Regions from separate parts of the Mus musculus genome. Here region 1 is linked to region 2. The links are chromatin loops, found by intact Hi-C in ENCODE. Cell type or tissue: gastrocnemius. All regions are shown on one strand. Each heading gives the region's core, and the rest is flanking DNA. Links, peaks and the distances in the headings are about the cores only.

Region 1 (16,598 bases), core at 7,059-11,058, 320 kb after region 2:
CCGTATGTGACAGTGCACACCTGTAACCCCTGCACTCCAGTGGGACGATCAGAAATTCCAGGCCAGCAATACCTTTAAAAAGAAAGGTTGTTGCTAATCAATTTTTTTTTTCAGATGTCACTTCACTGGTAAGGAAAAACTTTTAAACTTGTCACTCAGCTCTCACTTTGCAGGAATCTTGACAGACAGGACACGGGGTAACAACCTAGTTCTAGGAACTGGTTGCAGAAACCGAGGTTTGTCGTCTTCCCATCTGGGTTTCAAATCCCAATTAGGTACTTGCTTGAAGCCTGTCTTAGGCAGAACTGAGTTGTCGCCCTGCTGTGGCCAAAAGGCCGGACTAGGGAAGAAACTTAAGAATGATGCCTCCCGCCCCAACACATTTCTATATTCTCCCCCTCCCCCGTCTCTCTTTCTCTCCATCTGTCTCAGCGACATTTTTTGTTTTTCGAGACAGGGTTTCTCTGTGTAGCCCTGGCTGTCCTGGAACTCACTCTGTAGACCAGGCTGGCCTCGAACTCAGAAATACACCTGCCTCTGCCTCCTAAGTGCTGGGATTAAAGGCGAGCACCACCACCACCCGACCCGGCCTCAGTGACATTTCTATGTCAGGGATCACCATGTGATTGCATTCATTACCTACCTGTCTCATTGCTGTGATAAAATATCTGAAAGAAGCCACCTAAGGGAGGAAGGCTTTAGTTTACTCTGGCTTTCGGTTTAAGGAGGAACAGTCCTGGTTGGGACTAAGTCTCGGTGGTAGAGCACTCATTCCACATGAGTGGTTCTCAGCACCACATACAAAGCAGAGAGTGGCCAGGGTGACACAGCATGTGGCTGCTTATGCTTATGGCACAGTCAGGAAGCAAACAGAACTCCAGCGGAACTCAGCAGCAGGAACCGTGAAGGCTGCCACCCAGCGATGCGGGTCCATCAGTGAGCATCCAAAGGACCCATAGCCTCCGCCCAGGTAGTGGCACCATCCGGGAACCAAGTGTTTAAGTGCATGAGCCTCTGGGGACATTTCCTATCCAAACCAACACAATGCCAGTAACAGCGACACCTAATGCCTTGACATGGTTTGAACATTGGTCCCCAGATGGTGGCGCTATTATGGAAGGTGTGGCATTCTTAGGATGTGGAGTCTGAGGGCAGGAAGTGGACCACTGTGGGTGGGCTTTGAGGCTTTATAGCTGGACCCTACTTCTTGTTCATTCTCTGAGTGTGGGTGCAATATGACCAGCTGACTTCCCACTCCTGAAACTACGTCTACTCTGACTTTGCCGTGTCTTTCATGCCGTGATGGCCTGTATTCTCTGGAACTTTAATTCAGAAGAAACCTTCTTCCCTAAGTTGCTTTCATCAGGTATGTTATCACAGCAATGAAAAATTGAATAAGACTCGCCTGTCAAAACACTTAGCTTGCAGCAGTTTACTGGTGGTGCTATTCTTACTGCATTGACTAATTTAATGGTCAAATAACCTTTAGGAGTGTCTGAGGATGTGGCTCAGATGGTAGAGTGGTTGATTAGTAGGCATGGAGCCCTGGGTTCAACCCGTGTCACCACATGAACCAGGCATGGTGTCATATGTCTAGAATTCCAGCACTGTGAAGTGAAGGCAGGAAGATCAGAAACGAGTTCAAAGCCAGTTGAGACTACCAGAAACACTGTCTGGAAATTCTTATAACCAGTAAATAGACATTATTCTATTTAATCATCAAAACAGGCAACAAATCCAAACTGCAGATTATGGGGCAAAGAGGTATGGTTGAAACTGTGACTACTATCTCTATCTGGTCACCCGAGTTACTTAGACTTCTTGGGTCACTTTATCTGTAAAGTGGAGACTTCGATGTTATCCGTTCCACAGCATCACATCTGATAAACCAAATAGCTGTGAAGCATGTGATAGCTTTGCCCTTGGGGTAGTGGGAGGGATTGGTCCTTGGTGGTAATTGGCACCGATTGGAGGAAAAGTGCTAGGGTTCCAGGTTAGCGCCATTACCACTCCCAAGCTTTGAAGAAGAGCTGGTCTTCTGGTCTTCTCTGCCTGTTGACTGGGAGATTCGAAAAGGGCGGTGAAGATGATGCAGGGGCTACAGGCTCTTTCTGTCTAGCCTGAAAACCTGAGGTGACTCCTAGGACCCAAATAGTAGGAGAAGAGAGACAGCCCTTGTAAATTGACCTGTGACTTCCACTTGAGCACTTAGTACACCTTACCCCTGACCCCATGGCCCATGTAAAGACGAATAAATACATATGTAATCCAATTTCTTTTTTTTTAATTATTTATCATTTATTTAATGTATATGAATACACTGTAGCTGTCTTCAGACACATTGGAAGGGGGCATTGGATCCCATTACAGATGGTTGTGAGCCACCATGTGGTTGCTGGGAATTGAACTCAGAACCTCTGGAAGAGCAGTCAGTGCTCTTAATCACTGAGCTATCTCTCCAGCCCGCAATCCACTTTCTTAACAAGGAAAAGAACCTGTGATTTAGAGATTGAATATAGGGTCTTCTACATATTAGGGAAGTTCTTTACCAGTGAGCTATATGCCAGCCTTAGAGTCTAGAAAAATCTGAGCTTTCTTTAGAGATGTTAAAGGAGGGGAAAAAATAATGGAATACTCTAGAAATAAAGTTTCTTTCTTATGATCCAGAAAATGGTCCCCAGGTATCTTGATGGCTGATGTTAGCTTGACAGGCAATTACATGGTGGGGATCAGGATAGGAAGAGGTGGATACGAGAGTCCATGTAGCATGTCTTGGTTTTCATCTCTCCCCTGGGTTTAGTATGAGAGAGTTTTTGTTTTGTTTTGTTTGTTTTGTTTGGTTTGGTTTTCTCACCAGCTTGCTCCAACAACAGACAGAAAAGAAAGAAAGAAAGAAAGAAAGAAAGAAAGAAAGAAAGAAAGAAAGAAAGAAAGAAAGAAAGAGGGAGGGAGGGAGGGAAAGAAAGAAAGAGAAAGAAGGAAAGAGAGAGAGAGAGAGAGAGAGAGAGAGAGAAAGGAAGGAAGAAAGAAAGAAAAAAGAAACCCACACATCAGACTTCCAATTTGTGTTTGTGACAGTCTGCACAGAGGAGTGGGAGTAAATCAAAGCATTTGCCATTGCAGCTCTCATGCCAGAGAGGAGGACAGCCAAAGCAACCATTTCCCATGGGCCAGGCCTTGACAGGGAGGGAGGGGTGACTGCAAAGTAAGTATTCAGTCAGGAGTGTTAGTGGTCGAGTCTTCCTAAGAGTGGTATTTGTTCGGAGGGAATATTGGTCAATATGTAAAAAATAAGACATTTGCGCTTGTCCACATAGGTATGATCCCATTCCCCATTCTTTGTCCTTATTTTTTGGTTACATTTTGGTACTTTTTTATTACATTTGGGGATGAGTTACACAGACTTTCATGTGCTAGGCAAGAACTCTACCACTACCCCCACCCCCAAGCCTGGCCCACCATCTGATTATATTTTAGGACAAACCCTGCCTCTTCTCTTGAAATTGAGACTCCTCCCTTTCCACTCACTGTCCTTTCTCCCGGTGACTCCTGAGACAGCCCCTGCTGGACATACCAGAAGACGCAGGATCATGGATCTGACTTGGTATCTGCGCTCCACAAAGGCTCTGAACAGATGATTTCACCATCAATCGCAGCGACAGGGCAAGCAGGCTCACACATCGGACAGCATCAAGGCCTAGTTTGGTGGTTCAGGGACAATGTCTCTGAGGAAGTGATATTTGAACGATTCCCAGCAGGTAGCAGATATTAGCAGAGCATGTGGGTGTGGGTGTGGGTGTGGGTGTGGGTGGTGTGGGTGTGTGCGTGGTGGAGCTTGACATTTTCAAGAAACAAGGAAGCCAGTACAGCTGATGCTCAAAAAAAAAAACCAAAAAAAACAAAAAAACCAAAAAAGCAAAAAACAGACAGAGAGCTGAGGAGGGACGGGTAAGGTGGGAAGATAGACTGGCTAGCCCCCCTCTCACTGTAAGGTCCCTTGTCAGTTCCTGTGTGCATAAATAGCAGAGGGAAGAAGGGGGTCACACACGGGGTCAGTGGAGTAATTTAGGACCCAGCTGAGACCTCTGCCAGAGTTTTGTGATGCCCAGTGATTCCCTAGCTCCTTGGGTGTCTTCTCATTGTTGGTGGACTGCACAGCTTTCTCTTCGGCCATCGGTTGCTTCCACGGATCAAAACTAATAATTGACTTTGCGTAGACATCCCAGGAGCCTTGCTTAGGCACTGAAACAATCTAGTTGTCCTTCTCTTCTCCCTTTGAGACAGAATTCTATGCAACCCAGGCTGCCTGGAGCTAGCTACGTAGTCAAGGATGACTTTGAAATTCTGATCCTCCTGCCTCCACCTCGCGAGTTCTGGGATAAGAGTGTGCCATTACATCCAGTTTGCTCGGTGCTGAGAAGTGAAGCCAGGTCTCTGTGTGTTCTTTGGAAGCTCCCAGCCAGCTGCCATTATACATCCAGCCCTAGTTCTTTGCTTCTGAGTGAGTCTCATGTAACCATAGCTGACCTCAAACTCCTGATCCTCCCTCATCCCAAATTCTGGGTTTACAGCTGTTTGACACTACACCCACCATGGGGGTTTTCCTTCTCTTTCAACCAGTCCCACCGAGCCTTGTCTCGGTAAAGAGCAGGCCTTTGCTTCCACTCCGGTTTCAGGACTAGTTCCCTCTCTCATGGTCAATCACTGTAGAGGATGGCTCCCTTCCGCTGGCCTTCAGTCAGTTTATTCCACTAGAGTTGAATCTGAATCTGCTTAGTAAACAGGACTCAGGGGTAAAAATGTAAAATAAGCCCGTGGGTTCCTTCTCCTGGGCAGCGTTCAGATCACCTGGGCCAAGCATCTTCTCGCTGCTCTCACTGGATCCTTATGGTCCCACAGGGTAGGGACCATGACTAGTTAGTACCCATTTTATAGATGAGGAACTGAGTTAAAGAGAGTTTAAATGCGAATGCACAGTGGTGGCACATGCCTTTAACCCGGTGGGTCTGCGAAGTGAGTTCCAGGACAGCCCAGGCTACACAGAGAAACCCTATCTTAAGAGAGGGAGAGAGAGAGAGAGAGAGAGAGAGAGAGAGAGAGAGAGAGAGAGAGAGAGAGACTGAGACAGAGAGATTAAACAATGGGTCCAAAGTCTTGTTTCTCTTTAAAATGTGTGTGTGTGTGTGTGTTGTGCATGTGTACATGTGTTCGTGTGTGTGTGTTGTGCATGTGTACATGTATTCGTGTGTGTGTGTGTGCACATGCGCAGATACTTATGTTTGCACAGGTATAAAGAGTTCCAAGGTTGATGTTGTGAGTCTCCTGTTGCTTTCCAGCTTAATTCCTTAACTAAATCCAGAGCTTGCCCACATGGCCAGGCCCTGCTCCAGGGATCTGCTTTCTCCACCTTGTGAGCACTGGAATTGCAGGCAGGCTGCCATGCCCATCTGCCATTTAAAGGGCTTCCGTGAATCTGAACTCTGGTCCTCGTGCTTGCAGCAAAAGTGGTTTAACCACTGAACCATCTTACCAGCTCTCAAAGTCCCACTTCTAACTGGTGACTGAACTGGGATTGGAACCTCTCTGGTGTGAAAGCCAAGTTCTTAACCTGTATTCTCTGCTCCCTTCACCTGCCTTTCTCCCCAAGTTTCTGCAAGTGTTTAGAGACGGCGATGCTTCTATAACTGGGAGTCTTTCTGACATTGCTGGTAGAATCCTTTTGTATCTCTCCCCCACACTCTCATTCCTATCTTCACAGGCCTCGTCACAGCTATGTCCCAGACATTGCTTGGCCTAGTTTCTTCCTGTCACAGATACCCCTGACAGTTCTTTGGAGTGGGAGTTTTGCTTACTTGCCTACTGGTCAAGCCTCAGCTCATTGCTCAAAGGGTCAGGTTAGTTTCATTTCTGGAGCTATCAGGCCTTCTCAATTTACTCCAATTGTCTGAAGCTAACCCTTTGAGTCTAAGGTAAGCGGCAGAGTGTAGCATAGAGCATTGTGGTCACATAGAGAGCTTTACAAGAACCAAAGTCCCCTTAGATGTGAGACTTTGGGAAGTATTTATCAAACAGGATGGCATCACTCTGATGGGAAGTTTGCTTTGTGGGTGCTTTTGATTGTCATAAGGATGACAAGGATGTGGAGATAGGGGAAGTTCTGGCTTCCTGTTAGCTTTAGGAGTGTCAGTGTGGGACAGGATTGTGGGACAGAGAACTGTTTTATGGCCTCCAAGGTTTGAAATGTCCTATCAGACATTTGCTCAGGTGGAAAACTTTTCTCAGTTTAATTTTTAATAAAATCACATGTATGGATATTTTGTGGTGCCCACAGAGTCCAGAAGAGGGAATCAGATCCCTTGAGACTGGAGTTACAGGTGATTGTGAGCTGCCATGTGGGTGCTAGGAATTGAACCTAGGTCCTCTGCAAGGGCAGCCAGTACTTTTAACTGCTGAGCCATCGCTCTAGCTCCAATCATAACATTTGTGCATGTGCCAGAATCTGTACACCAAAATACATAGTCATTCATCAAAGACTCCAAAGAAATCAAGAGTTTATCGTACTGATGCTGATGGTGCCAAATGTCTTGTACTTTGTTCAAGTAAGCGCCTTCAGAATCAAGGCAAGATTTTATCTGGGTCTCTTTGCCACTCACTGCTTGAGAATTTTATAGGGTTTTATTCGTTTAATAATATTTTGGATTTTATGTCATCATATCCTGCAGCAAACATATATTGAAATAATAACAGAAGTTGGGTGCGATGTTTCACATCTATAATCTCAGCACTCAGGAAGCTGAAGCAGATAGATCATGAGTCCAAGTTGAACTTGGTCTACATAGGGACAGGACATCCAGGACAGCTGGATATACATCTGAATGAGACCGCATCTGAAATAAAGGAAAAAAGACAATCCATCCATGGAGTGGGTGCTGGATCGTAGCAGTTGGGAAGCCTACATATAAGCATTCAGTGTAGCTCAGGTGGGCCTCTGAGATCCTCCTGTCTCAGTTGCCTGAGTAGCTGGAGTTAGAAGCATATGCCACCCAGTTTATATTGAATGTCCCCCAATCATCTCCTGAGAAATCATACTTCCTACAAGGATCAGGAATCATGGTGAGTTTTCAAAGTTCTTCTCTCCCTATAACAAGGACCATCAGCAATTTGGTTAAGTGTTCTCTCTGGAGAGGCATGGCCACTGGGGAGAGGAGGAAGGGTGGAGGTCTAGAGATGGTTTAAGGTATTTCTGAGGTTTATCGCAATGAGACTCTATCACCATACTGCTCTCCATGCTGCTTCTTACAGTGTAGCTGCTTTTGTGATTAGTCTTGGGTGCTTTGTTTCTTCAGAAAAGTCCAAGGCAAGAACTGACAAATACGTTTTGAAGTAAGGAATAAACCACCAGTGGGACCATTTTCTTAGGAAAAAAAATATGTTTGCAGATAGGAGCTCTTATTTTCCTCCAATTTTTAAGTATACTGAAACTTTGGGCTTGCTAGCTCTCTAGCTAATTCCAGTGAAAGTTGAGAGCTTATATTTTCATGCAGGAGATCAACATCAAGCAAGTGAACAGGAGAAAAGCAAGCAAGCAAGCAAGCAAGCAAGCCAAGCAAGCAAGCAAGCAAGCAAACAAGCCAAGCAAGCAAAGCCACCATGTGCAATCAAGGCCCATGCCATGAAAGTGACTTGTTCTGATTTAGTGGACTTCTCTGGGTACCAAAGGAGAATGAACTAGAGAAAAATGAAGTCTGGAGATCAGCTGGGAGCTAGTGCCAGTGACTCGACAACGAGAGGATGACAGCTTGGATGGAGTAAATGGAAGTGGACCCATCAGATTTTTGAAATTTGAGGTATGAGGTATGTGCACGCATGTGCATGTTTGCGTGTATGCATGCGTGTGTGTACTTGCTCTAGGCAAGGAAGAAGTCGGTAAATCAGTGTCTAGGATTTGAATGGCTATGGCTGGCTGGCTATTCTATGTATAGAGATAAGAGAAGCAAACAAGAATAAGTGACATTGGCAGAGAGGTCAGGGAAAGGACAGTCCCTTTTGGATGAATTCTTTAGTTCAGTGGTTGAGCATTTGACTAGTGTGAATGAGGTGCTGCTTTCTATGGACAGTATTGCAAAAAATAATAAAATAAAATATGTATTTGAAAACACAAATGCGTATGTATATAGGTATGTATGTACATACATATGTATGTACATGTGTATGTATGTATTATATATGTGTGTATTATATACACAGACTATACATACACATGCATATAACACATCCATATTCTTTTTTTTTTTAAATAGAGAAATCCATGTAGCCCAGGCAGGCCTCTAACTCACTCTGTATGCATAAATGATTTTGAATTTCTGATTTCCTGCATCTGTCTGCAGTATTGTATTACAGACATGAGCCACCCAGATGCTTTTTAAGCGGTGCTAGGAGTTCAGGCTGATTCTGACATGCTAGGTAAGCACTCTACTTACTGAGCTACGTCCTCACCCCCTATATAGTTATTTAATGATAGATTAAAGGTGTAGGAGCTGATACAGGAAGGTGCCTCTTCTACCATTTTGAAGTTTCTGGGCAGTGAGAAGAAAGGACTTCGGGGATTTGGGTCTTTGTTGAGTATCTCTTATAGGTACACGTTCATGTCTCTGAGACATGGACTGTGGACGCCACCTGGTGGTCTGCTCTAGCCATTTTTACAGCATGCTCTTTAGGATACAAAGCAAGTCTTAGTTCATCAAGAACACAGAAGTGGGCTGTGGTTAAGACCAGAGTTTGGTTCCCATCACCAATGTCAGTTACTTCCTGTAACACTGCGGATTCTGTTCCCAGCACTGACACAGTGACTTACAGCTATCCAAACTTCTAGTTCCAAGGGACCTGACCCCTCTTTTCAAACCTTCTATGGCACCAGGCACATATGTGGTGCACATATATGTATACGCAAGTAAAAGTCATGCGCATAAAACAAATGACCCTAAATTAAAAAAAAATAAAAATTATTAAAAAGAATATACACCCACACACTTTCAATGTTTTGACTTACATATATACGCACAAACTTACAATTCTGAAATAAACCCATGAACTTACAATGGTTTGATTAAGGGTTAAAAAAAAGCTAAAAAAAAAAAAAAACAAAAACAAAAACCAGCTATAGTGTGGAAACTGTACTTAGAGTTTTGATCTTCCCAGGGCTAGCTATATGTGGTAAGATACACTCTGGTGGCCATGACAAACAGCTGAGACTCTCCAGTGTCCTGTGTCGCTAAGCTGGGATGTTCAGTAGGTCAGGTATGTTACTGCATGTCCAACTGTATGTTTGTGATAGAAATAGGTCCCTTGGGACGAACCCCACTGTCGGTTGAAGGGCAGCTGTATAAGCTCCCATGCAATACAGATCAACGCTGCTTCCCCAGTAGGTTGCAGTCTTTCGTAGAAAGACCAGGGATGACGTGGGTGTGGCAGAATCATGGGAATAATTAGGACTTGGAACTCACATTGAGATTGGGATTTCTTTCTTTTTCTTCTTTTTGGTTTTCCGAGATAGGGTTTCTGTGTATAGCCCTGGCTGTCCTGGAACTCACTCTGCAGACCAGGCTGGCCTTGAACTCAGAAATCCGCCTGCCTCTGCCTCCCAAGTGCTGGGATTAAAGGCGTGTGCCACCATGCCCGGCGAGATTTGGATTTCAATTCCATTTTTGCTTCAGCCAATAGCAAGTCTCCTGGGTCCTAGAGCAACGATTCTCAATCTTCCTAAAGCTTCCACCCTATTACACAGTTCCTTATGTGGTGGTGACCCCCAACCGTAGAGTTGTTGCTACTTCATAACTGTAATTTTGCTACTGTTATGAATCGTAATGCAAATACCTGTGTTTTCCAACAGTCTAATGCAACCCCTGTGAAAGGGTTGTTTGACACAAAAGAGGTCATGACCCACAGACTGAGAAACACTGTTTAGACTCTGACGCAGTCTGGCAAACTTTCTGGATGACAGAAGTGGTCCACGTCTGCAAGGTCTACTACACGACAGCCACTAGTCGTGTGTGGCTGATAACAGCTGCCGTGTGGCTGCTGTGGCTGCTTTTCACTTATTTGTTCCGATTGGAAGGGATGAGGGGAGGACTCTGTTGGTAAAGTGCTTGCCTTGAAAGCTGGGAGACCTGAGTTTAATCCCCAGTACCAACATTAAAAGTCTGAGTGTGGTGCCCCACACTTGCGATCCCAGTGCCTGGAGCCTGCTGGCCAGCCAGCCTAACCTAACTAGGTAGGCTTGGGTACCAATGACAGACCCTCATCTCAAAGGCTAAAGTGGACAGCTCCTGAGGAATGTCATCCAAGATTGACTTCTGAACTTCAAAAATGTGCAAACATGTACCTTTGAGTGAGTGTGCAGCATACCACACACACACACACACACACACCAGCACACCACACACACACACACACACACACTCACCAGCACACCACACACACACACGCACACACACAATTTAAGTTGTGACAACTACAGCTAACGTATTCTATACTGCACAACATGATCGGTTTCCTCATCTGTACATCCCTACCTGTGAAATTTTGTGACAGCTGATTTGGGACCACTAGAAGGAGTTTCTACCACTGCACCCGAGTTATAGCAGGCAATCAAGAACTATGCCTTGGGTGAATACCCCTGATGGAATCAGAGTAAACTCTCCCACCCATGCCCCTCAACCCAGCACTGAAAGTTTTCATTAATCTCCTGCTGTGACTTCAGAAGGAAAAACAAGGAATATGCATGAGCCCCACAAGTCCCCTCCTCTTAAAAACACTCTGTTTGGAATGAATCAGTGTGGTGTTCCGTGTTTACCCCCTCTTTCTGAGATGGGAGACAGTATCAGCTTGTGGTGAGAAAGTCCTCCCAGTCAATGAATAATCAAAGGCAAAGCCAAGCAGATGATAAATCTTGGCCTCCCTCCCATAAAGCCACCCACTAAGCAGAGCTGAGTAAATCTGTTCGGGCTTAGCATATTTTTCAGGGTAATTGGTTGCAGTTCTCTCTAATTCTTTGATTGGCTAACTTTGTCCTGGGCCTATTCCAAGCTAATAAAACAGAGAGTGAAGTAAGTTTCTGATTTCGGCTTTAAGTTTCAGGGAGGGACCTCGAAGCATTAGTTCTGACAATGCTGGGAGGAAAAAATAATGTTAGTTCTTGCTTCTCCATTCTGGATCCTGGCAACATCTGGGCTTCTGTAATCTTCCCAGATGGTTTCCTTCTCCTGGGAGAGGGCTGCAGGTAACTTGGAGGGAATATCACAAAGTGCCGAGCAATTACAGTAATTATGGCTCTGCGGTGTAGGTTGGGAGTGTTTCAAACCATGGAGCTCAGAAGCTATGAACATCAACAAGAGGCAGACTCCAGACACTTCAAACCATGTGGAATCCGAAGATACAGGCTTGGACGCTAGTTTCATCAACTGTCTACTGAGTGACCTTGGGCAAGATCTTGACCTCTCTGCACTTCTGTCTTCCTGCCTGTAGAATGGGTGTACCGCTGCCCTTCTCAGCAGTTACTGGGAGAATCAAGACAGTAAGACTCTTAAGAGATGGCACACGGTGCCTGGCATGTCATAAAGACCCCCAAAGGCATGTTAGATTCATGATACCCTTTCTGTGTATGTTGTGCTCCTGGGGCTGGGGCCTTGACATAACATCTTTGTGTTCCCCATGGATATGGGTTGAATTTTGCTGTTTGTTTGTTTGTTTGTCTTTGTGCCCTCAAATTCACGTCAAAGTTCTCACTTCCAGGAGCTCAGAATGTGGCTGTGTTTAGAATTAGCGTCTTGAAGGAATTACAATTTAAAATTAAGCTACCAGCATGGCCTCAATCCTACATATTAAACTACTGTATTCTCTCTATTTCATCATGTTTGGTTTTGTTTGTGTGCTTGCTTATTTGTTTGGAGTGGGAAAAGAAAAGGGTTTATTTTGCTCACAATTCCTGATCCAAAGCAGTGAGGGCAGGAAGTCAAGCTGGGCTGGAACCTGCAGGCAGGAACTGATGCAGGGCCATGGAGGGATGCTGTTCATTGATTTCTTCCTCATGGCTTGCTCAGCAGAGGTGGAGGAGGAGGAGGAGGGGGGGGGGAAGCATTATTCTCCAGGTGTTAGGAATTATGCTGGAAGACAGCAGCCAGCTGATGTTGCTGATGCTGAGGACTGCAATTTACTGAAGAAAACTGACCAGCCATTGGTCAAGATTCCTTCCTGCAGTCCATATCTAGTGTCTAGAAAATGTGTCTGCTTAAAGACTGATGCTTTTGCTCTGCTTTGGGTAAATTGGAATGGCCAGAGCGAAGGCACTGGTTGACACATTTTTATTAAGGCCCTGAAAGTCAGCTTCCCCAAGTGTCTCTTCTATTCCACAAGTGCCCTGAGAGCACTCCCATGTTAAAGATCCTCAGAGCACCTGCTTCTCGAGATCCTCACTGGCCCGATGTCCCCTGTCTTAGTTACTGTTTCTGTTGCTGTGAAGGGACACCATGACCATGGCAACTCTTACAAAGGAAAACATTTAATTGGGGCTGGCTGACAGTTCAGAGGTTTAGTCCATTATCATCATGGCAGGAAGCATGATGGCACACAGGCAGGCATGGGGCTGGAGAGGTAGCTGAGAGTTCTGCATCTAGATCCATGGGCAGCAGGAAGAGAGTGAGCCACTATTCGTGGCTTGAGCTTCTGAAACCTACCCACCCCTGAGTCTACTGGGGCCACTTTCATTCGGACCACCACATCCCCTGTTGAAATGAAGCACAGATGAACAAGCAAAGGCAAGGGATCTTTGAGTTGTCCCCATAGAAAGGAAATGGCTGTGCTCTAGGCAACTATGTAGCAAGGACAGATGACTAGTGACTTTCAGAGTTCATGGATTCTCTAGCAGTGCTTGTCACAGCAGTCATTGCTTCGGAGCAGTCCCTTTCCCACAGGCCACCCACATGACACTGCAGCCATGGCTCAGCTGACTGAACCAGTGGTGGACACCTGACTCAGAGGAACTCCTCTCTAGGGCAGTCAGCAGGCTATGAGGTGGCCTCATGTAGATGTTCTGTCTCACAGCTCTGGTGACTTAGCTGAGTTCTGCCAGGTTGTATTCCGTGCCACCTTTGCTTTCTAGCTGTTAGGAAGAAGACAGACACGAGACTGGCAGTCATGAGATCAACTGTGACATCAGTCATAAGATCCTGAGCAGTCTCCAAGAGGAGTAAACAACCTCTAGTCCAAGCTGAACGCAAGCAGGGAAGAGGGAAACCTTCTGACCCACAAGCTAGGAGGAAGAGAGGACAGAGAGTAAGCAGTGTAGACACCGCTGGATCCCAGACCCCACGAGACAATTCTATATGTCCAATAGACCTTTTTGCCCTTTACTGACCTGTTGCTCTTTCCTTTTTATCTTGTTGAATGCCTCAAAGGGCCCAAGAACCAAGTGACATTTAACATAGCTATATTGCCTCTGGCAATGTTTCTTTCCCTAAACATACCTGATGTGTTGCTTTTGGCCTAGAATATTCTCTCCCCTCCTTTTCCCTACTCTACTCTTTGCCTATTAAATAACTACCTATATCTGAAGGTTGATTACAAAAATAGTTATTTTGTGTGTATAGGTGGTTTGCTTGTGTGGGTCTGTGTACTACATGCCTGCAGTGACCCTAGATGCCAAAAGAGGACATCAGATCGCTTGGAACTGGATTTATGAATGGCTGTGAGTTTCCATGTGAGTGCTGGGAGTTGAACCCAGGTCCTCTGGAAGAGCTGCCAAGTGCTCTTAATCACTGAACCATCTCTCCAGCCACTTTAAGGGTTCATTTTGAATGCCAAGCTGATGCAATTTAGAACTTACCATGAAAATAAACCCCTGAGCCTGTCTGTGAGGATCATATAGATTTAGTTCATTGGGGTAGGAAGACTCATTATGAATTGGAGTGGTTTTATTCCACACTCTGGGATCCAGGGTAGAGGATTGGGCATTGAGCATAGGCATCGTCTGTCTGTATTTCATGACTGTGGATGAAATGTGAGCAGCTGGCTCCTGCTCCTGCAATGATGTCTTCCCCATCATGATGGACTTCTCTTGAACTGTGAGCTGAAATAACTCCTCACTCCTTGAAGATGCTTCTGTTAAGTGTTTGAGACGAGCAGCTGGGAAAGTAACTCTCCTAGTTAGCGTTAGCTATCAACTTGATGCCGCTAAGAGCTATTTGAGGCATTCTAAACTGGGACACTGGCCCCATCAGACTGGCCTGTAGACACGTCTGTGGAAGGGTTTTCTTGTTAACTGATGTGGGAAGACCCAGCCCAGTGTGGGCAGTGCCACCGGGCAGGTGGTCCTGGAATGTTTAAGAAAACAGGCTGAGCCAGGCGTGGTGACACATGCCTTTAATCCCAGCACTCAGGAGGCAGAAGCAGGTGGATTTCTGAATTCGAGGCCAGCCTGGTCTACAAAGTGAGTTCCAGGACAGCCAGGGCTATACAGAGAAACCCTGTCTTGTAAAACCAACCCCCCCCCCCCAAAAAAAAAAAACCAGGGTGAGTGTGAGTCAGAGGAAGCAAATTCGTCAGCTATGGCCCTCTGTGGATTCCACTTTAGTTCCTGCCCCAACTTCCCTCAATGATAGGCTCTGACTTGGAAGTGTAAGGCAACAAACCCTCCCCTCCCCAAATGTCTTTTGCTCATGTTTTATGACAGCAACAGAAGGCAAACTGGAACAGTAACTAATACAGTTTCTTTTTGTTTCTGTCCAAAAGTCACCTCAATCATGAAGCAGTCTTGGGCATTCTTTTGATTTGATACTTTTTATGGTTGGCCTCCATAAAACATACTGCAATTTTGTCAGCCTTTACCTGTGTCTGTCATAGTTTCTGTGTAACCCACTAAGCTGTAAGAAACTTGAAACTCCAATCTGGTTCTATGTTGGCTACTGTTATGTTTCTAGCTCCTACCATGATGTCAGGAAGGTGGACACTCAATATTAATTCTTTTAAACAAGTACCAGGTGTTTTCTGTATTGACTGGTGGCCAAATGAACCAAATCAGAACTTTCTTTATATTTTTTAAAGTTTTATTATTTCTTTGAGAAATTCATACAATGTATATTGATCATATTCACTCATCCCCCAACTCTTTCCAAGACCTATCTCCCCCTTCCCTACCCACCCAACTTTGTATCATCTTATAAAAAAAATTGTGGGCTGGAGAGATAGCTCAGCAGTTAAGACATTGACTGCTCTTCCAGAGGTCTTGAGTTCAATTCCCAGCAACCACATGGTAGCTCACAATCTGTAATGGGATCTGATACCCTCTTCAGGTATGTCTGAAGACAGCTACCGTGTACTCATATAAATAAAATAAACTTTCTTTTTTTTTTTTAAAGTTAAACCACCAACATGCCACTTAAAGTTTTTGATTTTAATAAAAGAGACAACTGGTCAACCTCATATTTATTTTATTTATTTATTTATTTATTTATTTATTTATTTAGGTTTTTCAAGACAGGGTTTCTCTGTATAGTCCTGGCTGTCCTGGAACTCACTTTGTAGACCACTTTGTGGCCTTGAACTCAGAAACCCGCCTGCCTCTGCCTCCCGAGTGCTGGGACTAAAGGTGTGCGCCACCACACCTGGCTGACCTCATATTTTAAAGAAAAAAAAATTAAAAAAATTAGTGTTGACCATATATTCTTGCATGTGTTTCCTTCTGCTGAGTTTTAATCAGCAAAGGCTACACTTTTACAGAACATAACTCTCCATCTCCTAGCTGCTATCGATTGCCAGTAGCTCTTCGGCTAGGGGTGGGACTATGTGCCTACTGCCCTTCCCTATGCTGGCATTTGGTTTGGCTTGTGCTTGTGAAGGTCTTCTATGTGATGTCAGTGAGTCAAACCAGAGTTTTCCTTAGGAAAACAACAGAGAAAGAAGGTCCCACATTTGATGGCAGCTGAGCTTCATAGCCCTTCTCTCAAAAACACCCCCCCAACTATATATAGAAAACATTTTTGAGAGATCATAAATAAACTTTAAAAGCAAAGAGGGAAAAGTCCTGAGACCAAAAAAGTTTGAGATACTGGGGTAAAAAATAGTAGAATTATTTTGGGTGCGAGAGACAAACTCCAGCATCTGTGAGCCCAGGCCGTTCTTTTTCTTTCTCAGGCATCCTGCCCCCAGTGTTGGCTCTCTGTCAGGCAGGGACTGGACGAACATCAGCAGATCCAGGCTCACGCATGCTTAGCAAGCCTGGCGTATCTTTTCCAGTGTTCCAGGGCAGACTGTCACTAGCCTGGCTCCTGTTACATTTCCATCCCTAAGCCAATCCCTAGGACTCCATCTGGCAGGTCTGTCTTCTGTTCATTCTGGGATAGGGAGTTGTGTAAAGTCCTTGCAATGAACCATGTGGGGTGGCTGACCAGAAGAAAATGGGAAGAAAAAAAAGGAACTTTAGACAAAGGATATATATATATATATATATATATATATATATATATATATATAGTATAGCAATATATAGTATATATTGCTAGCAATGGACCTTATTTGAGACAGTGGTCTCAGTATAGGCTGGTAGT
Region 2 (16,598 bases), core at 4,338-8,337:
TACCGAGCCGAGCCGCAGCTCTCCCAAGGAAGGAAGCTGCAAAGCCAGACCCAGAGCCGAGCTCTTGACTCCTTGGCCTCTGTCTTTGCCAAGCCAGCACAGTGAGAAACAGTAAATCCTTGAAAAACAAGATTCCGTAGATCAAAGCCAGACGGCTCTTGGCAAGTGACTATCCATCAAGACTATCAAGACCCTGGGAAGTCCCTCATTCATAGCACGAGTTTGTTTACTCCAGCAGATGCATTTTGCTACGTGGAAATTTTCTTCCTGTGAAGCACCCCTAAGATCCCAAAGAGCACCCTTTCCCGCAAGTGGTGCACTGTTTGCATCTCTCTATGAAGTGGCTGCTTCTCTTTTCCCTCTTTGCTTCCCAACCCCCAAGACTCTTATCTCAAGGCCAGTCTAAAAGGCACTTGTTTATCCCTCCCCATCCTTGCGTTCTGCAATGCTAGTTATTGAACCTTGGCCTATCCCATATTAGGCAAGCACTCTAGCCCTGAACTACACCTCAGCTCTTTCCAAAGGAAAAAAGTTTAAGTGGTACTATCACTGTACATGTTTTGGGGTACAGCATTGTCAGGGGAATTGGCTTCCTGTTGCCATAGAAACCAGATTTCTTTCTTCTACTAGGTTTGAACTAGTTGGTAAATCTCTATATATTGTTACTATCCTGCAACTGCCCGTTATCCAGCCTTTGTCTAGCCTTCCCTTGCCTGAGCACTTTTCCTCTTTTACGTCTACATCTCCTTAAATCAGTCTTCTGACCTCTTCCTCTCTATACCTTCCATGAGTTCTCTTCACAGGAATAAGCTTTCCCACTCAGATGAGAAGTCTTGTGACTGAACTAGAGCCCCAGATCCTGGCAAGCAACAAGCACACTTCTCAGAAACGATGTCCTTGGGAAAGGATAGGATTTATGGGAAAGAGAGCTTTCATAGTGACCAGAAGATGAACATCTCCTCCATGTTATAACTTAGGGCAAGCAGAGGCTGTATTTGTGAGGACTCCTTGCCTTGGTTTTTTTAGGCCCTGCCTTATTCCTGTTCTGTTACAGTCTCAGCTGACAGGTATTACATGAGTGTGCCTGCGTGTGGGTGTTGATGTGTGTGTGTGTGTGTGTGTGTTGGGAGCGATTAGGCTGAGAGAATGCCTGGATGGCCCTATGCTTTCTTCAGACTCGACAGCAATTCATAAAGATGAAATACGCTGTTCAGGCCAAAATGTCTGTGTAAGTCCTTAACCCACAAGTTAATTGGTTTTGATTTAAGGAAGCTGTTGGCTTCATGGGCAGCTTGACACTTGGTCAGAGAAGCTACAAGGCTCAGTAGTCTCAGCAGGAGTGACATGGAGACAGCGGGAAGCCAGCTCAGCGGTAGAGAGCTCACCTAGTCTACACGAGGCCCCGCATCAGTCCCGGGAAATTCGAGGAAACAAAAATAGAGGAGAGAGCCGATGCTTGTGTGATATCTGGAGAAGAGGCAGCCTAGTCCCTTCCCAGACCCAATCGTGCCTCTTGGGAATGGCCTCCTGAGTCAAAGTGTACCTAAAATCCTGTGTATCCCTTTCGGTTTTAGATAGGTCAGTCAGGGCACAGACTTTCTAACAGATAAGCGTGAACCATGTCCCCTGCTTTTTTATATTGTACATTTCTCCCAGGGTCTCCCACTTAATAAACTGTTAGGATATTATTGGCTAGCTACTGATTCTTTTCGTGTGCCTTATATGTTCCCATTAAGAGAAAAATGGTTGCTCTCTAGCCCATCCTTCAAAGCGTTCCAGCTCTTTTCAACGTTAGATACAGGCAGTGGGGAACACTCCCTCTGTTTCCAGTGTTTTGAAGCATCCGTGAAGATAGGAAATGGTTCCATTGGTTTGGGGAGGGTTCCCTACACAGAAACCAGAAGTGTTCACCTTAGGTTCCTTAACTTATACTTAGTAATACTTTCAGACTCGTGGGAAAGTTACAAAACAGATACAGTAGGGCTCCTCTGTAAGTCTCACCTTCTTCCTCCACTCTCAGCATCGCCGTTATTAGTGCACATTGTCAAAAGCTGAAGAATGACAGTGGTACGTTACCACCAACTAAACTCCAGGCCTGACTCAGACTTCATAATGTCTCCATGAATGTCCTTCTTCCGCACTGGGCACACCTCCACTCCTGTCACACACTTCATTGTCATGTGCCCAGTCTGGTCTGGGGCGGTTTTTCTGTTTTTCCTTGTTACTCATGACCTCACCAGCCTTTGCAAACAAGTACTGGCCAAGTGTCCTCAGGTGGCCCTGTGCTGGTTTTCAGCGCTGTTTCCTCATGGGGGAGCGTGGCGTTGTCCTTTGTTAGGGAGGGAAAGAGGAGGAGCCTCCAGTGCAGATGCTGTTTTGTGTCTTGGTCAGTGGAAGTTTGCTTTCTGTAGGCTGTTCTGTAGAACAACAAAATTGGTTATTTTGAGGAAAACAGTTTCTTGGCCAACCAACTTATTTGTCCAGATATTTCTTAAAATGTACAAGCACCCGGGCATTCGTAAGAAGCCAGCCATTCATTTAAACTGGTGTTGAGCTGTTAACATGTCTTCCCCAAGTGTTAATGCTTGGAACCATTTCAGTGTCTGTAGGTACAAGTCCCCAGAGTTTACATTTGTGGTTAAAAGTTGAGTTTCCTCTCTCTCTTCACCAGACCATACATACTTGCCCATTATAGGCGTAGAAAAATCTGTCTAGTGGGCCATGAGGATTCTAGCCTGCTTCCCAGACTGTTGTAGACTCATGAGTCATCCGTCTCTTTTGCAGCCAAGAGCCGGGCCATAGCCATTCCTGTTGACCTGGACAGCCAAGTCAACAACCTCTTCCTGAAGTCCCACAACATTGTGCAGAAAACAGCCCTGAACTGGCGGTTATCAGCCCGAAACGCCGCTCGCAGAGACTCTGTACTGGCAGCATCCAGAGACTACCGAAATATCATTGAGAGGTTACAGGTAAAGTCTGAGGCTGGAAGAAGTGGACTTAAACTTGAGAAGTGTATTTTCTGAAGCCACAAAACATACAAGCTCCGCTACACAGAAGAGGTTTGTGGGGCCAGGAGTACCAGGTCTTTTGGTAAACAAAAACTCCCAGAAGGGGTTCCACGGCAGACAGTTGATGCTGAGCATTAGCCATAATTATTGTCTGAAGTCTATATAGAGTGTCCCTGGGTGGCATAGGCCTCCTCACACTGTGACAGCTGAGTCTATAAACATTTCTAGGGACCACTTGGAAACACCTTTGTCTTTATCACCCTAGCTCTAAAGATGTCACTAGACATCCATTCTGCTGCCCTCTGTTGGTCTATGCAGTCTCAGAGGGACACTCCATTTCTTAGGAGGGAAATTCAAACCACCATTCAGTGGGAAGGATGTCGAGCTACAACAATGTGTGAACTAGAGAAATGGCTGCCATTGGAAAGCACAAGCCCTTCAACAGTGCCTGGCATACCGTATAGTGAGCACTCAAGGGCTTCTCTTACAATGCCTAAGGTTACTGTTGTGGTTATAAAAGTTGCTATCATTAGGAAAAGTAACTGAGTCACCCTGTGGCTCCATAATTTATGTAATTTATGACAAATAAATGTACTGATTGATTTCTCAGCCCTGGGCCCTGGTGATACGTAGTGAGAAAAGCCCCTTCCTCCCCCTTTCATAAAGCCTCGAGCTTTGGAAGAGGCATGGCCACGGATCAGCTAATTACACGTGTAAACCTCAAGTGCCTTCAGGAAAGCTAATCTGGACAGGGGTTAGGGTAGGGACAAGGGATGCCTATCTAAGAACTAGAGTGGGAAGCATCCTGCTGAAGGCTACCGTTGTGAACAGATGCAGTCCTTGTGGCTAGGCAGCCAGCAGAGCTACAGGGTCAAGGAAAGGCCCGGAGTCTTTCCTATGGTAGAAGGTGTTTCTAAGCAAATGTAACTGTGTAGCTAAAGGAGGGCTTCCCAACCTTCTGTGCTTCGGGAGAGGTGAGGAATAACAGACTCGATGCTCCATGAACAAACAGTATTTTCTTGACTACACAGGCCACGTCAGTTATCTGCAAACATAGCAGCATCTTGCCTCAGACATAATAGGTATCCTGAGAAATGGAACAGAATGCATAGGCAGGTCATACTCGCTGCAAAGACTTGTCAGGGCTTTAAAAGACCCTGATGTTGCAGTAATGTATTACCCGAGTCCCTGTCATCATTCGATGTCCTTGTGCAGCAAAAGTTGTAACAAGGACAGTTTCCTGGCAGCTCGTCACCTCTGTAGTAATCCTCACCTGCTCTCTCTCTCTCTCTCTCTCTCTCTCTCTCTCAACATTCATCTTCCCCAACTCATTGCTTTGTGTGCTCACTCTCTCCCTCTCTCTCCCTCTCTCCTTCTGGCTCACTCACTTTCTCTCTTTCTCTCGCTCTCACTCTCACAGTTGCTGTTGCTTTCACAGTCACTCTCTGAATGCTGAATGTCATACATTTGAAAATACAGTACAAACACGTTTCAACATAAAAATGAAGACTTCTCAAAAGATGCACAGCTTCATGCAGTACGTTAATGAATGTTAAGGAATTGCTTCCACCCTCACCCCCATAAGTGCTTTCAGTTGTGTTAGAGTCAGGATCAAGAAGGAGTAAAGAGAAAGGGGGCGGAGGAGAGGAAGAAGAGTGGGCCTCAAAGGCATGCTATTAGGAAAGCTGGTGGGACCTTCCTCTTCACTCCCATGAAAGCCGTACCAAGTAGGAAATCTGCATTATGCTTCTTAGGATCTTGTTGGGAACTCTTTCCCTCACCAGGAGCAATCACCTAATTCTGCATCTCTGTGTCCTAAACATTATTGCCCTGTTACCATTATACAGAGTCCCTTAAACACAAGCCAAGTCTATCTTTAACTGGTTTAAATTGAGTTTCTATATACAAGATCTTTCAGTCCCTTTTCTTAACACCCCCCAAGAGGGGGGGAAAAAGAGAAAAACATTAAAATGGGGCATTCTTCCCATACAAATCGCACTGTGCTGTGTTCTTCTCCAGCCTTAGCATGTTGCTAGTTGAACGCTGAGTCAGCAAGCCTGGGGCCAGGCTGCGGCATCTTTTGAAGATGGGTCCTCGTCTGTTTCCTATCATTTGCCTTTAAATGGTGTTTGTTGTGTTGGATTGGTGGCTCTTTCAACTTCTCTCTGTTTTCCTTTCCTACAGCTGTGTGTTTTGCATTTGAAGACCATCATGCTATCAGGGTACATGTCTTTAGCATGTTGATACAGCATGTTCATTCATTTGTGTTCTCATGTTTATATGATTATTCTGTAAACTGTGCTCATTGCTAAGGATCGGACAGCACTAGCAACTATGTAGCAGAATATTAGACTCCCCTGTAACCTCGCCACCCAGAGAAAACCAGTGGTGATGTGTTAGTGGGATTTGGTATGCACTTTTAGTTATGGATATTGTCCTTGAAACCGTGTCGTAAAGTCCATACTATTGCTTGACTGCTCTAAGCTCATACTGCAGACATCTTTTGACACCATTAAACTTGTTTTTGTGTGTGCTGTGCTTATGACTACGTAGAATGGCGACTGATAGCATAAACTGTCTCAGATGAAGAGGTGCAGAACAGGTTGATGTATTTGTCCTTTGTTTTCTGGATTGGGAGGCGATGCTTCCGGTAACCACTGGACAGTATCTAATAACTGGAAATAATGGGAGACAATGCTAAAGCCGCACTAACACAGCCTAGCCTGTACCACAGGCTCAGGCAGAGATAGGTAGAGGCTCATCCTATTCCAGCCAGCTTCCTCCCGAGCTGCTGACCAAGGCACACTCTCATTCCAGGACATCGTGTCTGCCCTAGAGGACCGGCTCAGGCCCCTGGTGCAGGCTGAGCTGTCTGTGCTCGTGGATGTTCTACACAGACCAGAACTGCTCTTCCCCGAGAACACGGATGCCAGGAGGAAATGTGAGAGTGGAGGTTTCATCTGCAAGTAAGCAGCCTCCCTTCTGACGTGGTCAGTAGCCAGGAACCCCTGATGACCAGGCCGAGCCCCTGTTTCTGAAGGAGGAGCCGCTGGCCGGTTTCTAACTTCATGGGCTTAAGTTAGATACTAGAGTCCTGTTTCTGACCATCCCAAAACAAACTTGTCTGTTAGATCCTAGTTACTGACACTTCCCGCTCCGTTTGAACCGCATGCCCTTTTGGGTTTTTTCTCTACTTAGCAAGTTGGGAGCAAACGCCTACCATGTGTGGTACAAACAAACAGGAAACTGTCATGACCCTCCAGGCCCTCTAACGTCTTGGACCTGCAATGATCTCACTATCTTTGCCTAACATGCTTTTAGATTCTTAGTTTATGCCATGTGGGCCATAAACTATAAAGAAGTCACCAGTCTTTTGACATAATAAATAAATAAATAAATAAATAAATAAATAAATATTCCCATTTGACTTTTCACTGAGCTGAGTTGTTTTTCTGTGTGGAAGGTGGGCTTTGCCCTAGAAGCTCCTCTGACGAGGAGACTATGGATACCGAAAGTGTCTTTCCCCAGCCATCATCCTCGTGAGTGGGGTCCTTAAAAATGTCCTGCTGGCATAGCTTAGCAGCAATACCCAGTGGATAACTAACCACACGTATGAGCAGGGCTCTGTCTGCTTTCTCCACTCGGTATAACCTCCCGTTGTTATGTGTCCAGCTCCTGCCGTGCCAGCCTGGTAATCTGCTCCCAGCCAGCAGGTGTCGTGTGTGAGACATGGCTGCTGACTGGCTCTTAAGTGTGTGGATGCGTTGAAGTGTATTTAAAGTAGGAACCCTTCTTAAATGTTCATTCTTTAACTGACTAGTTAGATCAGAATACTTGTGGCATGTCTTTAGCTGGAGGATGGTTTTAAGATGTCACCCCCGTTTTCTCTTATTCAGGCTAATAAAACATACCAAGCAACTGCTGGAGGAGAATGAAGAGAAACTATGCATTAAAGTCTTACAGACCCTCAGGGAAATGATGACCAAAGACAGAGGCTATGGAGAGAAGGTATTGCATTTTATATTCCCGTTCAAATTATGCTGTGTATTAAAGTTAAGGTTTGAGAGTGTGTGGAAGCCCCTTAGTTACTGGCTGGCAGTTTAATTTTTTTTTTAAAGCTGTTTCTCTTGTCCTGGATGATCACTGAATCATATGAGTGCCTTCCTGCAAGTCAAATATAAATATTATTAGTTGTCTCTCATGGACACCTCACCACATAACCTAATGCCAAGGAAGTAGTTCTAAGTTCTTGCCTAGTGAACTTCCCAGTGAGGCATAGCGTCTTGTGTATCAGTCCGGATCTGTGGACTTGTGTTCCACCTCAGCACACCTGTGGGCTGGCTTACCGCTCTCCGATGGGGATTTCACAATCCTTCCAGCTCCTCACGAAACTCCCTCGAGTTCTAACTAGAAGGAAGGCTTGGTTTCTTTGCATGTCACCACTTCTGATGGAGATTGAGAAATGGACAATTCCTGTGACCTGGTACTTCTTGGTAGATGAGAAAGCAGGCATTTGGCATGTGTCCCATGTGAGGCACAGTAGGGCAAGAACAATCTTGGTGCTCATTCTCTTACCCAGCAAGGAATCTTAAGCATAAGTCTCAATGCCACCAACCGTCACTGGGTAGGTAATAACACACTCACTAATTGCTAGCCACTTTTACCAATGGTTCCTGGTCTCGCTGTCCTTTCAGAATACCCAGTAACTCATTGGTCAGCCCTGGGAAGAAGGCTTGGTAATTAAACCACCTCTCTCCCTGTCAGAATAGAGGGTGATAACCAAATTATTATACGTATGACAGACTGCTGAACTCTCACCCTTCAGCCTATGCAAGGTCTTTCACTAGAAGCTTACCTGACAAATGATGCTCCCCAAATAAGAACAAGAAAACATGGCAGAGTGATGGCCCACGCCTTTAATCTCAGCCCTCAGTAGACACAGGCAGGCAGATCTCTTGACTCAGAGGCCAGCACAGCCAGTGATACACAGAGAAAACATATCTCAAAGGAAAAAAGAAAAAGTAAGGGAGAGAGAGAGAGAGAGAGAGAGAGAGAGAGAGAGAGAAACAGAAAAGTGAAGTCGTCACTGTGCCGTAGCCCTCTGCTGGTTTCCCTTTTGGTAAGATGCTTTCCCGGCATGTGCAAAGCAGGGTTTGACACCCTACACTGCATGATACTAGATGTACCTCTTGGTGCATGCCTGTAATCATGGCACTAGGGAAATGGAGGCAGGGTGACCCAAAGTTCAAGGTCATCCTTGGCTGCATAGAGTTCCAGGCCAAGCCTGGAATACAGGAAATCCTGTCTCACACCAACCCAACAGACGAAACTATATATAATTTCATTCTGAATGTTTATAGTGTGTAAACTTAAAGGGGAATGCTTGTTCACTAAATCAGGATTTCGTGGACGAAACCTGATAGGCAGAAGCATATAAATATAAGTAGTAGATGCAAAGCGCCTTAGTCCAGGTGAGAAACGATGAGATGACTTGCCCATATACACACATGGGCACCTGGGTAGGTTTTAATTGATAGGAGAAGGGATGGGAAGAGAGACACCAAGGGCATCTTTGGGGTGGAGTGGGCAGAGAAAGACTGATGGGTATCAGGTAGAAGATGCTACAAAAGAGTAAATGCCCAGAGGTTAAAAGAGTTTCTTGGGCCTCAGTTCACTTTCCTTTGTAGCCGGTGAAGAAACTAGACATGCCCAAGCCCAGAGGCTGACGTCTCTTTCCAGACTGCTTGGAATCATCCCCACTTCAGGAAATTGGGAACATTGTAAACTAGAGTGGGAAGACCACAAAACCAAGGAAGATGCTCTAGGAACCTGCAATTCATCCTGGAACTTCTGGCCCTAGTGCTTTGGCTATTTGAAAATGCTACTTACCCATTTATATTAATGGAATTTTGAAATGGGCAGGAGGCATGAAAGTGTTTTTGCTTCCCTCTGTCTGGTTAATTACTTTGTCTCACTAAGGTTCTTTGATGATATTTCAACAGGTTACCTAGCTGTTCTTGGTGTAGTGAAGAAGCACGACAGACACATAGGCAGGCCAATATTTTCAAGGGTAGAAAAACTCACAGCCAGAGCACTAACCTTCTCTTTTCAAGGAAACCAGTTGGCTTGGGTTTTTATCAATGAGGTTGTCCCTGCCCCTGTGCTGAGGACTCTCCTAGGCTTTCATCACACTTTTCCTCCTGGTTGCCCCTTATGAGGGATGTGGTCATGGCTACTACCTTCCTAAGGGTATTTGCTACAGTCCTCCTTCCCTGCCCTTTCTTGAGTCCTCATAGCCACAGAATCAGATCTAGACAAGGCTTCAGGCTTTGCCTCATTAACCCCCCCCACCCCACCCCCCTTGGGTAGAAGCACCTGGGCTGGGATGAGCTATCTGCCCAGGGTCACATGGAGAATCCATGTGGTCAAAGCTAGAAGCCCAGTTTCACTTTCCTGCCTCTCTTCTGCTGCATCTTTTGGTTCAGGCCATTTCTGTATCCTTTGCCCTAAGCTGCAGTCTCCATAGACAAAGAGGCTTTGTGTACCTTTGCTCCTCTCTCCCTTTCCGTTCAACTTCAGGACTTCATCAAGGTCACAGATGAGAAAGAAGTTTGAAACAATTCCTTATTATTCTACTCTAAAAGTGTTGGTGTGTTCATGTAGGTCTACTTTCCTAAAGGGGAGAAAAGACCATTGAGAAGAATGCCTTGGATTACCAAATAGATTCAGATATACCAGCATCTCTCTAAAGTTGCCTTACACTTTTTAATCACCAGATACAGCATTTGCTAACCTCTTGGGTAACAGTCTCCTATCTTATCTTGGGTCAGCCCTGGAGATAAATATCATCAGTGTTATTTTTAGACTCGACGTTGAATACATAGAAAAGTTCAGAATCTTGTCTAGGATCGTACAGCTAAGAACAAGGCCCCATGAACCTAAATCTACAGTCTGACTCCAGTTACCTAGAGTTTCGCCAACATATCCTAAGCATGCAGATTAACTACACATAAGGGCTTTGAAGTTTACCTATGGTCTTAACGTTGTTTTCATTATGGTATATGATTACTACATAAAACACAGGAGCATCCTATGTCTCGGAATATCTAGGGTTCAGCTCAGCTCTGATTTGCCATCCAATTTAAAGAAGCTTTCATTAGGTAGGAGGTAAGTTTATAAATTCTGGTTGCCCCAGGACCATCAGAGACATATGGTTTTGAATAGCTATCAGAATAGTGACTAGTGAGTGTTTAGCTCACTATCCACAAAATATGCTAGTCTAGGAAGTGCCAAAGGCAGGGAGTAGATGAATCACAATTGTCGCCACAGTGATGTTACTATAGTGAAATACCTGAAGGGCCTATGTTATAAAATTGAGGTAGCTTTATGGTAGAGTGTTGGCCTATCAGACACAATCCCTACTACCTACCTACCTTAATTAATTAATTCAAATGAACAAAGGAGTTATACTTATAACTTACAGTTTGGGAGCCCAGAACTCTTAAGATTGGGCAGCCCCATTCATTTGTTCTCTGGTTATGGTCTACTGTTGAGTAGTTGAAGTGAGAAATCACATTCTGAAACAGAAAGCCAAAGGGGGATTGAGGAGTCTGCCTTGCTGTTACAGATAACTTTCCAGAGAACTAATGCAGGGCGCAGCTTGTAACTAATGCCCATCACCCTCTGAAAACCCAAGAATCTGAGGAAGAAAAGCTACCTAGAGTCTGCCAACATGGGCTACAGAAACCCAAACCAAAAGAAATAAAAGAAACCAACCCAAATATCAGATTTTTAGTTCCATACAAGGACAGTGCCCTGTGTGTGACCTTGGGCCCTCCCCCTAGGTCTTACCAAGGCATGTCACCAGTGAGGTTCAACGTCCCAGTGTGTGAACTGTCAGAATACACTCAAACCCTCTCCAGACCATGACAAGCACTCAGGGAATTTAGGAAAACAAACAAACAAACAAAAAACGAATTTCACCTGTTTTATCCCTGAATTCTAAGAACCAAGTACTAAACATAAAAATAGAGAAGGTATGAAAAATAATTGCTAACATGATCTTGGAATAGGTTTTGGTATGAAGCTCCTCATATCCTTGTATCTGCTTCTTCAAAGAGGTCAAACTTCAGAATGATACCAGGACTCTAAACACACTGCCTATGAAATGCCCACTACAGTTTGCTTTCAATCCATATTAAAAGTCACCCATAGCTAAGAAAACAGTTAACATCCCTCTAGCTAAGAATTGTAAAGATTGTTCTGCATCTCTAACTCATAGGGAAATCTTCTGCCCCTTGATCCTCTTTGAAAATAACAAGCGGCACAGTTATCTTAATGCGTTCTGGCCTCTCTCGGGTCGGTTTTTATTAGGCTGACCTAGGTTTATGTTCTTGGTCAGAGAGCTTTGGAGGAGAATCAGAGGCCGGGAACTAATGGAAAAGGATATGTCGGCATCTAACATTCCACTCCCCATTCTCAATAAGCCCTGCGTTAGTTCCAGAGAGAGCCAACCTCGGGCAACGCCAGAGGTTTTATTTATTAAAATTGTCAATTATCTGCTAATCATGGAAGCTCCTGGATGGGTAGAGGTTTGGCCTTTCTGGCAACTAGCATTTCTGACAAGACTCTTCACTTCTCAGAGGAAATGTAACTGAACTACACATCAGCTAGCTATTCTTAACCCAGTGTGCCTGAGATAGCTCTCTTGTGAGGGTTGGTTTTGTTTGGTTTTAAATTCTCATTGAGTTGATGCTAGTGCACCCATGTTAGTAATCCAACTGGGGCAAATGTCAACTCTTGTTCATCAATGATCCCAGGTTTTGAGATATGTTAGTCTCTGCCTCCTGAAGGTAATCCCAGATCTGACTGAGCCCAGCTGTGGTTTGGGCTCCTGACCCTCCATAAATGAGTTGAGTACTCTAGTCTCCTGTCCCTTCCTATCTAATTCTGAAAAGCATACCCTAGGGACTCAGCTCCCGATCCCACTCCATTCAAGTTTTCTCGTTTTATAAGCAGGTACCAGGCTGTCTTGATGCTTGGATGATGGACTGGTGAGCTTTGTTGCTCAGTGTGTGACACATACTGTGGCACATGAAGCATGGCACATATGGTATATTCTATTCCAGAGCAGATGTCATTCCAAGCTGTGGCAGTGTCCTCAGTACGTAAACTCCTTCCAATGGCCACTGCCTATCAGCAATGACTATCAGTGACTATCACTGACTATCAGTGTCATGGTTGAACAGAGCCATACAGTTGCAACTTTCTAACATTTACACTCTTGTGTTTCCCTTCCTAACAAATCTTTTTTTTTCTCCCCTCCTTTCTTCTTTTCCAGCAAATTTCCATTGATGAATCGGAAAATGCCGAGGTCCTAACTTTGTTGGTTTCTTTGTTTTTAATGTCCCACGGTGGTGTCTCCATGACCCCCTTCTAGTTAACCTTGTACCGTGTTCTCTGGTCTATGCGTCTAGCGTCTGACTCTGTGTAGTGTGCCTTCTGGGGTGAGCAGGGCCGGTCCTGTCTGTATTAGCAGTTCTCTCCAGAGTGTTTATCATTTGTCCTTGAATATTCCATCATTCTCCAGAGAGTTTGTAAGCTGTAATGAGGTTTCAGTCGTTCCCTCATCTCAACTGAGTCTCTGGTTAACTCTGGTCACTAACTTATGCCTGAAGCGGCTGACGTTAACATAAAGGAATTTTGCTTGGTGTTGAGTATCTGACCCAAAGAGAAAGAATAGATTGACATTGTTGAGAAGTTGTTAAAACGTAGCAACAACCCATCAAGCCCACTACTCTCTTGTCCGTTCTCTGTGTTGTCGATCCTTCCGTGTTTGGGGTCACAGGTATTTTCACAAGGCAATGTCAATCGCAAAGTGCTAGATGAGACCTTCCACCCCTGATATTAGGAAACCCCGACAGCCATGGGTTGGTTCCCTTCTGGAAGAACTGCCTGTAGATGCAAAAATGAAGATATCACCCTGTGGTTCCTATACTGACCTGTCACATTGTAGTTACAGTAACGTCCTGGAAACTGACTGATCCATGAGTAGATCTCACACTGGAGATTTGTTTTCTGCCTCTTGTTTGTTCTGTGCATTTTACTACAGCCCTCATGATTTTAGGCTGTGGTAGATACTTGGTAAGGAGTACCAGCAAAAAAATTGATTTTTTTTTGGGGGGGGGAAGAGGATATTCACACATGTACACATTAATGGTTTTATTGGCTGATGAGTAGAGTGCACTGGGATAGGATTTTATCTGATTTTTTTTTTTTTTTTGGAATGAAACTCCCAGGATGGGCATGCTATCCAGTATCTTTTCACTTTAGTTTAATACACTCATAGTTGAAAAACCTTAATAAATGGCTTAATTATACCTAAGAAAAGTTCAGCTGCACCACAGATTTGCAACCTGAAGCAACACACACGGTTATGAATGTGGACTAGCTGTCTCAGGAACGGCATTCAGAGAGGTAAATGGCCGCTCTTTGCCCACACAACTATAGAGTTAGGTCTTACATGTGGCTAGTTTAGTTTCATACAGGTCTATAAGGTGAATTCTATATAAAAACATTTGCCCTTATTTTAATCAGACACAGCAGGTCTATACTTTAATTAGATGTGTTTCCTAGGATGGTAGAAGGGTGAAGAAGGGGAGGACCCCTGCAGCTTCATTAATTACTTTTAGCACAGTCATTTTCCCTTATTTCATATGTAGCTTTCCCATTTTTGAATTATTTCTATGCTAGAATGTCCTGGACTGAACTTAGTATGCTGACACCCTTCAATACTCTTGTTTCTTCCTTGAGTTATAAATGCCTCCCTATAAACTTCTCCCCCTGGGCTATTGAGGTTGAATTTCTATTTGCTTAAGTACAGATTAAGTCAGGGAAAGGAACCCCCCCCCCTCCACTGTGGTCTGTGTAGCATTATTAATACACTGTTTGCACCATAGTAAATCAGTTGATGTGTTTGCTTGCTCAGGATACTACTTGGTTCTCCTGGCTGGGAGTTTATTGCTTGCTTATGGAAAGATTCCACAGTTGGAGCAGGTGTGTTTATAATTATACTCTAGGAAATAGAATACTGTCTGTTTATAAAAGAAGAATGTTCTGGCAGGCGCTTAGATTCTTTGAAAATTCCCTGAGGAAGCAACTGTGGCTCCCCTCTGCGTAGTTACCCCTGGCAACCGTCAGAACCCAGGGACACCAACACCCTGTCCCTGGTCCCTCAGGCTATTGGCTCTGGCCCTCTTCTCAGAGGTGACTGATTGGCCTTTATTATCAGCCCATTCTGGAAACTATCACAGCTCCCTGTGGTACAATCCCCCCCCGCCCCCCCCCCGCAACCTTCTACCAGTGTGTTCTTGGGGAAGCTGTAGTCCACAGCTGTGCTTCTACAGAAGTTTAATGAGAGCTCCTGACAGCAAAGGATCTGGGTAGGGACGAGCCTCACACCTAACACTGAAGGCTTCTGTCCCGAGTGATCATGGTGGTGGCAGTGGGGCAAATAGTAAGCATGCATGGTCCCTCCAATTTCTCATTGCGGAAGAGCCACTGCCTTTTGATGACGATAAGGACAGTTGAGTATCTCGGGGAATAGATGGCTGCAAACAACTTGGGAGAGAGGGAAAGACCTCCTGCATGAACATCAGGACTTTGGGCAAGACGCTAAAGTAAGGGTAGAGGCACAAACTTCTCATAAAGAGCATGCATGTACAGGCTCTTCCCAGCTGCCCTCTAGAATAAAATTTTAATTGACACCAGGAACAGGAGGGTGTCGGTGTTTGTGTTTGCTTCTTGGCAAGAGAGGCAGTCTCTATCTTTACCCCGACTTGATCTTGTTCACTGGAGATAGGAGAAACAAACTAGGGGTGGATGCGGGGGTGAGGGTGGGGTGGGGATAGAAAAACTACCTGCACTGTGTGTGTGAAGCTTCATGGATTGCTACATTTGTGTGCTTGGGACTATACATCCCCCCAAAATCTTGGACTGATGACAAAGGCCAGTCAGTTATCAGAAGGGCCAGGGCCACAGAGTATTGGTATCCTATGGTTCTGACAGTTGCCAGGGGTAACTATACAGAGGGAGCCGCAGATAAAGATCAAGATACAGAAAGCTCCCTCACTGGCCATAAATGGACATCAGCTGATGTTAAAGATCCTGATTTCTATCACTGGAAGCATCTGTTAGGTTCCAGGTACTATGTTAAGGGTTTGATACAATGTGCCTCCAAAAACATAGTATCTGCCGTGCTGGAGACTCTGCTAGAGACCATACAAATTAATGGAAAAGTTACCCCAGCCTGTCATGCAGCATGATAGAAATACATGGAATTGTGGGGAAATGTTATCTGGGGCTTTCTCGATATGTCAGAAGGGCAAGTAGTCACTTCAGAGGTCAGGCAAGAATGCAGTGGGGAACCTCAAGGCAGGACCTACTTTTCTAAACTAGGAAGTGCCATGCCTTTTAAGAACATACTTGGGGTTTAGGCAGCAGTAGTGGATGATGGGGTGGGCCATCTAGGTTTCCTCATTTTTGTCCTTGATACTAAGTTGTGTGTTTTAAAAGTGTGTGCTGTAGTTCAACAGACATGCCCATTCCTCTTCACTTAATATGACATCCTCACTGAATTACTGTCACCCTGGTGACAGCAGGCAACTGCAACTTTGCTTTCCTGTATTGAAAAAAAAAAACAAAACAACACAACAGATATCCTTGTCACCCAGAGTAGCTGTAGCCTGATTTTATTTATTGTGACCTAAACTTCTCTCCCCTACAAGCTAGTGATGCCACAGACAAAAATGTCTGTAATATTCAGGATGTGAAGGGTGGGAGTGGGGGTAGGGGTGCAGACAGCCGCTTAGGAATTGCTAGTTTTCACCTTCAGGGGGCGCGCTCATGACGTCCGACCCGGTGGAGGCGTCCTACTTTCTTACATTGCTGCAAACTGCTGAGTTGGGAACCTGCCAACCCTCAGGCAGCCGTTACATAAGCCCTTTCTTTTTTTCCTGGAATTTAAGCTCACTGCTGATGTGCGACCTTCAGCAGTAATTGCCAATAAGTGCAGCAGGACTGTTTACTGTTAGACACTGGCAACCACAGAGCAAGCTCTGCTGTCAGCACACAGAAGCCACTGCGGAGTCTGCTGAGGGCCTTTTCAAATCTTTGGACTCTCTTTGTTATTGTTTCTGAGATTATTCCAGAATGACTGAAGTTGTGTAGTTGCGTCATGCCAGTTTGCATTTTTTAACTAACGGACCACACTACTGAGTTCTGATGAATCCTCTCTGTAAGATATGCATCAAAGTTCATGGGTGGAGCCATTTAATTTTTAACTTATCCTTATTTCTAAAAGCAAATGCAGTTAAAATGAGAATTGTATTTGTAGATGTGAATATTTAAAATTGTCCATTTAAATTCAGAAAAAAAAAAAACCTTCCATCTTTGGTTTGGGTTTTTTTTTTTAAAGATTTCTTTTCTCTCAATGAAGAGGTTTCAAAGTCTGATAAAAGATGGACCCTGACTTGCTAGCCCATTCACTCTTGTTTTGTTTCCTTTTCCCAGGGTTATAAGTAGATTGAGAAG

What was found. Hi-C counts contacts between places; a loop is a spot of excess contacts. Peaks named below come from ENCODE experiments on the same cell type or tissue, not always from the same donor. Only the 100,000 strongest peaks of a DNase experiment are listed, where the experiment ranks them.
Region 1: a loop joins it to region 2, with 7 times the contacts of the local background. A loop is called at or near these places in 28 of 42 quality-filtered maps.

Annotation. Positions count from the first base shown.
Region 1 is chr6:108,727,662-108,744,259 of GRCm38, forward strand. Gm35359 (a long non-coding RNA gene) reads right to left here and starts at 3,720. Exons shown (of 3, transcript XR_377955.2): 1 at 3,575-3,720. In gastrocnemius, for the core only: a CTCF peak has its summit at 8,678 (motif pointing left); DNase peaks (open chromatin) are centred at 8,680 and 10,933.
Region 2 is chr6:108,410,985-108,427,582 of GRCm38, forward strand. It overlaps Itpr1 (inositol 1,4,5-trisphosphate receptor 1), which reads left to right. Exons shown (of 62, transcript NM_010585.5): 37 at 2,785-2,969; 38 at 5,826-5,974; 39 at 6,905-7,016; 40 at 12,349-12,381. Among named protein-coding and RNA genes, the nearest start is that of Gm35165, 53 kb to the right of the region's middle. In gastrocnemius, for the core only: no CTCF peak of the experiment used is centred there; a DNase peak (open chromatin) is centred at 6,695; H3K27ac peaks cover 203 bases.